Linked DNA regions of Homo sapiens: region 2 is linked to region 1. A link is a loop called in an ENCODE intact Hi-C map of the cell type or tissue named here. Cell type or tissue: mammary epithelial cell. All regions are shown on one strand. Each heading gives the region's core, and the rest is flanking DNA. Links, peaks and the distances in the headings are about the cores only.

The links. Peaks named below come from ENCODE experiments on the same cell type or tissue, not always from the same donor. Only the 100,000 strongest peaks of a DNase experiment are listed, where the experiment ranks them.
Region 2: a loop joins it to region 1, with 10 times the contacts of the local background. A loop is called at or near these places in 23 of 110 quality-filtered maps.

What each region holds. Positions count from the first base shown.
Region 1 is chr1:27,829,408-27,832,309 of GRCh38, forward strand. It overlaps PPP1R8 (protein phosphatase 1 regulatory subunit 8), which reads left to right and starts at 1,375. Exons shown (of 7, transcript NM_014110.5): 1 at 1,375-1,484. The coding sequence starts at 1,429. It overlaps LOC124903885 (a long non-coding RNA gene), which reads right to left and starts at 2,376. Exons shown (of 2, transcript XR_007065562.1): 1 at 1,342-2,376. RefSeq lists enhancers at 854-1,639, 1,513-1,682, 1,640-2,424 and a silencer at 1,303-1,382. In mammary epithelial cell, for the core only: no CTCF peak of the experiment used is centred there; a DNase peak (open chromatin) is centred at 1,334; H3K4me3 peaks cover 2,014 bases; H3K27ac peaks cover 1,725 bases.
Region 2 is chr1:27,667,750-27,670,651 of GRCh38, forward strand. IFI6 (interferon alpha inducible protein 6) reads right to left here. Exons shown (of 5, transcript NM_002038.4): 2 at 1,496-1,597; 3 at 709-786; 4 at 477-626. The coding sequence starts at 1,565. Among named protein-coding and RNA genes, the nearest start is that of IFI6, 3.0 kb to the right of the region's middle. RefSeq lists an enhancer at 1,637-1,696. In mammary epithelial cell, for the core only: a CTCF peak has its summit at 1,564 (motif pointing right); no DNase peak of the experiment used is centred there; H3K4me3 peaks cover 300 bases.

The DNA of each region.
Region 1 (2,902 bases), core at 299-2,798:
CTTTTCATTTTGTTCTGTACTAAGAAAAATTCTTCTGCCTTGGGATCCTGTTGATCTATGACCTTACCCCCAACCCTGTGCTCTCTCCACTCAGGGTTAAATGGATAAAGGGCAGTGCAAGATGTGCTTTGTTAAACAGATGCTTGAAGGCAGCATGCTCATTAAGAGTCATCACCACTCCCTAATCTCAAGTACCCAGGGACACAAACACTGCGGAAGGCCACAGGGTCCTCTGCCTAGGAAAACCAGAGACCTTTGTTCACTTGTTTATCTGCTGACCTTCCCTCCACTATTGTCCTATGACCCTGCCAAATCCCCCTCTGCGAGAAACACCCAAGAATGATCAATAAAAAAATAAAAAATAAAAAACCAGAGGCCCTGCTAATGGTCTCTTAAAACCAGCTGGTGATCTAGGGCAAGCGAGCAATCCTTATGCTTCCTTGCCCTATAACCAAAAGCAAAAAATCCTTTTTAAAAAAATTAACCATTTGAGCCAAGCACAGTGATGATTTGGACCCCTGCTTTCTGACTGGACCTGCTCCTGGCTCCTGCTTGTCCAGAGTTTTCATAAACAGACTAGGTGACCCCTAATGCAGATTCCCTGACAATCTACAGGCCTAAACGTGAATTAGAAAAAAGTGAGTAGGGTGCCACTTTTTGGAGAAGGGCTGAAGAGAAACAATAATCACTCCAATCTCCGAGTTTTGCCCTTTAGCTTCTCCGCTTTGAGGGCAAAAGGCTGACGGTCTTAACCTAAACTCTGGAGGAGGATGTAGTCCCCAGATTTTTTCTTTCTTTACTTTTTTTTTTTTTTTTTTTGAGACGGAGTCTCGCTCTGTTGCCCAGGCTGGAGTGCAATGGCGCGATCTCGGCTCACTGCAACCTCTGCCTCCCGAGTGCAAGCGATTCTCCTGCCTTAGCCTCCCAAGTAGCTGGGATTACAGGCATGTGCCACTACACTCGACTAATTTTTGTATTTTTAGTAGAGACGGGGTTTCACCATGTTGGTCAGGCTGGTCTCAAACTCCCGACCTCAAGTGATCCGCCCGCCTCAGCCTCCGAAAGTGCTGGGATTACAGACGTGAGCCATCGCGCACGGCTTAGTCCCAAGATTTTAGAGCCAAGAAGCGTTTGCAGGAGGACGTAGGGAAAGACTGACTCCCCTCCCTACAAAGCCCCTTTTCCTTTGACACCTCCTGGCCAAGGAAAACCCTAACCACTGGAGACTTCCAGAGACGGCCAACTCGCACAAACGCTGAAAAAAAAAAAATCCCAAAAGCTCCTCTGTCCCCACTAGAAGCACCGCCCCCCGTACGGGCGTGCGTGAGCGTGCGTACGCACAGGCTGCTGGGATGCCGCTTTTCCCTTCTCGGTCTTCCAGTTTCCCGGCGTGCTTAGGGCGCGCCAAATGGGAGGGGGAGACGCAAGATGGCGGCAGCCGCGAACTCCGGCTCTAGCCTCCCGCTGTTCGACTGCCCAACCTGGTGAGTGGCGGGGCGGCCAGGGCTAGAGTGGCCCGGCCGGAGCTAGCCTGGGCTGGAAGGGCGGCTCTTTTTTTACTTTTCTGCTGCGAGCCGAACGGCTCAGAAACCCCGGAATGGTTGAGGAAAAACTGTTTGCTGCACCGGGCCGGGCGACGTGTTGAAGAACCGAGAGCCTGGAGCCCAGGCCCAGGAACTGAAGAAACCCGGGGTTGGGGGCTCAAAGGCGCTCACTTAGGCAGCCCCTTTGAGCGATTAGCCAGTCGCCGGAGCGCTTCGAGGCCTTGGCCCGAACTTACGCCCAACTCTTGACTGAGTGCCTGGTGCTCTCGTGGAGCATCGCATCTGGCCCCTTCCTGTACGTCCCGAGCGCGCTCGAGCCAGCCCCGGCCCCAACCCTACCTCCAAGCCCCGCATCCCTCTGTGGTTGCTGCATCCCTCGTGCGGCACTTGTCTGTCTGCCACAGAGAATACGAGGGTAGGTTAGCGCCATCCCTGCCCTCAGGGAGCTCCCAGTCTGTGGCACTAGTAGGCATTAGTAATGGTTGGCATGAACCCTTTTTATCCCTTCGAAAGTTCTTGGGAATAATGAAATAATTTAATTTGGTCTTTGAGTAGGGTACAAGTTGAATAAATATGAATTACCTTACAAGGAAACGCTTCTGAATTAAGAGTTTTTTTCTGCTGTAGCTCATCGCAGTGTATTGTTTGTTGCTTGTCTCTGTCTCCCGTTGTATTGCCATCCTCAAGGGCAAAGACTGCATCTTTGTATTCCCAGCTCCTAGGCCTGAGTCAGGCACATAGTAGGAATTCAGAAAGTATGTTTTGGATGTAACATTCCTCCTTTTTCCTGGACAAAATGGCCTTTTGTCCGGTGCATTGTCCTTTCCATAGAGGAGGGGTTGGGGCAGGATTGTGAGATGACTGTGTTGAATCTTCAGTTAGCTAGACAAGGATACGTTTTTTCATGTGCAAATCTAAAGGTTCTAGTGAGGTGGTTCTTTTTTCTAACTTCAAATTAGCAAACCCAAAAAGCAAGCAAATGTGTGGCTATTTTCTGGATCGCTTTGCACTTTTGTAGTAGTTGCTTCAGTCTACAAATTCTGTATCCATTTTGATCCCTCGCTGTATTGATTTCAAATTTGGGCCGAGATAGCAAACATAGTTAGAAAGCACTGTTTTTGAGATCACCTACCCTTTCCTTAGGATCTGGTAGGTACCAGGCACCGTTAGGTGCTTTGACATATGAGTCTCCCTTGAATGGTATGGCTGTAGGATATAGAGGAAACGTCCCCTAATCATGCTGTTGTAGAAAGACCTGTTTCAAGGGTAACATATTCATTTGGTACCTGGTTTCATGGGGCATGATTTTGAATTGCCCTAGTTCCCTAATTATGCACCTCTGATTTGGTTTCAGAGCT
Region 2 (2,902 bases), core at 231-2,730, 160 kb before region 1:
TAAACTAGCAGGGAGACTTGAGTAAGTTACTTAATTTCTGGCCGGACGCGGTGACTCACGCCTGTAATCCTAGCACTATGGGACGCCGAGGCGGGCGGATCAGCTGAGGTCAGGAGTTTGAGGCCAGCCTGGCCAACATGGTGAAACCCCATCTCTACTAAAAATACAAAAATTAGCCGGGCGTGGTGGCGTGTGCCTGTAATCCCAGCTACTTGGGAGGCTGTGGCAGGAAAATCGCTTGAGCCAGGGAGGCAGAGGTTGCAGTGAGCCAAGATCACACCACTGCACTTCAGCCTGCCTGGGTGACACAGCCAGACTCTGTCTCAAAATAAATAAATAAAGAATCACTTAATTCCTGGTAAACTACTTAATTACTTGAGTAAATTACTTAATTCCTGAGTGCCTCAGTTTCCCCAGATGTATGATGAAAATAATAGTAAAGAACGTCCCACCAGGGGCCCAGGCCCCGCACTCACCGAGGCTCTGCAGCGTGGCCACTAGCCCCCCGGCGGGCACGCCGCCCCCATTCAGGATCGCAGACCAGCTCATCAGCGAGGCAGCCACCGAGTTGGCCGCGATGCCGGCGCCGGTGAAGCCCAGCGCGGGCAGCCCGGCGACTGCGAGTCCTGGAGGAACAGGAGCAGGTGAGGGAGCGTCCGCGGCAGAGGCCCGCCCCGCCTGCCCGAGATCCTCGCCCTCCAGACCCACCTCCTCCGACGGCCATGAAGGTCAGGGCCTTCCAGAACCCGGAGCCGCTGTCCGAGCTCTCCGAGCACTTTTTCTTACCTGCAGGAGAGCAGACAAAGCGTAGTGGGGGTGTTGGGGTGGGACACAGGGGTCCCCTACTCTGTGTCTGATGCTCAGGACCACTCCTGGAGGCGGGGGCCACCACTCTCCTACTCAGAGAGCCTCACAGAGGGGAAGGGACTTTCCCCTAGGCGCCGAGCCTGGCACAGAACTAGCATCGAGTAAATTTCGGTAGGATGGAGGAATGAACAGAGTAGTGGGATTTGAATCTGGGACTCTGGCGACACCAACCCTGCGCTGTCCATTGGAATGGACGCCAGGGTCTCTACAGAAGCACGCCAGACCCTCTACACCCCGGACCCTGAAACTCTCTCCTTTATCCCACACTCCTCCCATCCCCCAGCACCCTTATATGCCTCCTTACTTGTCCCCTTACCTGCACCCTTATCTGTTCCCTTACCTGCACCCTTACCTGCATCCTTACCCACATCCTTACCTGCATCCTTACCCGCATCCTTACCCGCACCCTTACCTGCATCCTTACCTGCATCCTTACCCGCATCCTTACCTGCATCCTTACCCGCATCCTTACCTGCACCCTTACCTGCATCCTTACCCGCATCCTTACCTGCATCCTTACCCGCATCTTTACCTGCATCCTTACCCGCATCCTTACCTGCACCCTTACTTGCATCCTTACCTGCACCCTTACCTGTCCCCTTACCTGCATCCTTACCCGCATTCTCACCTGCCTCCACCCCACTGCAAGTGAAGAGCAGCAGGTAGCACAAGAAAAGCGATACCGCCTTCTGCCGCATGGTGGCGCCGCGCGCGGGCTCCGTCACTAGACCTGCGAACGGGCGAGAGGGAGATGGTCCCCGGAGCATTTTTGGAGCTCATCAGCTCCGTTGTTTTCCCTTCCAGTTCCAACTGAATCAGTAAAAAGCAGCGAGGTGTGGTGAATGGAACCCAGGATCCCTCTCAGGAGCCTCGGGAATCCGTTTCCTCTCCGCATCAGTGGCAGAGATGTCCCTGCCCCAACCGGTGGGTGTGCGGATTCTGTGCGGATTCGCACGGTGTTTGGCACGTGGTAAGCTCCGCAGATGTCAATATCATGACTGTGGTTGTTCCTGGCCTTGTACCCAAGTGACCTTGGGCAGGATACTAGGGTACTTTGCTTCTCTGGGCTTCAGTTTGTTTATTTCTAAAATTGGGGTATTAATAGAGTCTATTTCAGAGGGTACTTGTTAATTTAATAACTGTTCCACGCTGTATCCCCGGCACTTTGAACAGTGCCTGACGCATAGAATTTGCTTTAAAAAAATTTTTAAGACAAACTCATTCTTACAATGCATTGAATATCTACTGGCACCAAACGTTGGCCTCACATCAACTTAATTTTTTTTTCAGAAAGAAAGCACAGAAGGGTGTGTGGAAAAAGAAACTCAGTTTCCCTCACCGTACGAGAGGCTTCTGACAGCAGAAGTGTGGGGGTTTCTCCCCACCAGCAAGCAAACAATCAGTCCTCTGGTGAACACCAGCTGAGGGTCCCCAAATTCAATTCTGACACCACTATGGGTAGATAGTGGCCGATCCCACATGTTGAGGGTTCAGTCCCCCAGACTGCCAATCGAAAGCCCTAGGTTGTTTTACCTGTGTTTCTGACTGACTATAAACTGGGGTTCCCACAATTCCCTCCTGCAGTTTTACTAATTTGCTAGAGCAGCTCACAGAACTCAGGGAAACACTTTACTTACATATACTGGTTTCTTTCTTTAAAAAAAAAAAATTGATCTTGTTGTTGTTTTGAGACAGGGTCTCACTCTATTGCTCAGGCTGGAGTGCAGTGGCCCCATCTCAGCTCACTGAGACCTTCGCCTCCCAGGCTCAAGTGATCCTCCCACCTCAGCCTCCAGCATAGCTGGGACTACAGGTATGCACCACCACGCCCAACTAATTTTTTTTTTTTTTTTTGAGATGGGGTTTCACCATGTTGCCCAGGCTGATCTTGAACTCCTGAACTCACGCAATCTGCCTGCCTCAGCCTCCCAAAGTGCTGAGATTACAGGCATCAGCCACCATACCCAGCTACATTTACTGGTTCCTTATGGATATTACAAATGCTCCGGATGAAGAGATGCATAGGGCAAGGTAT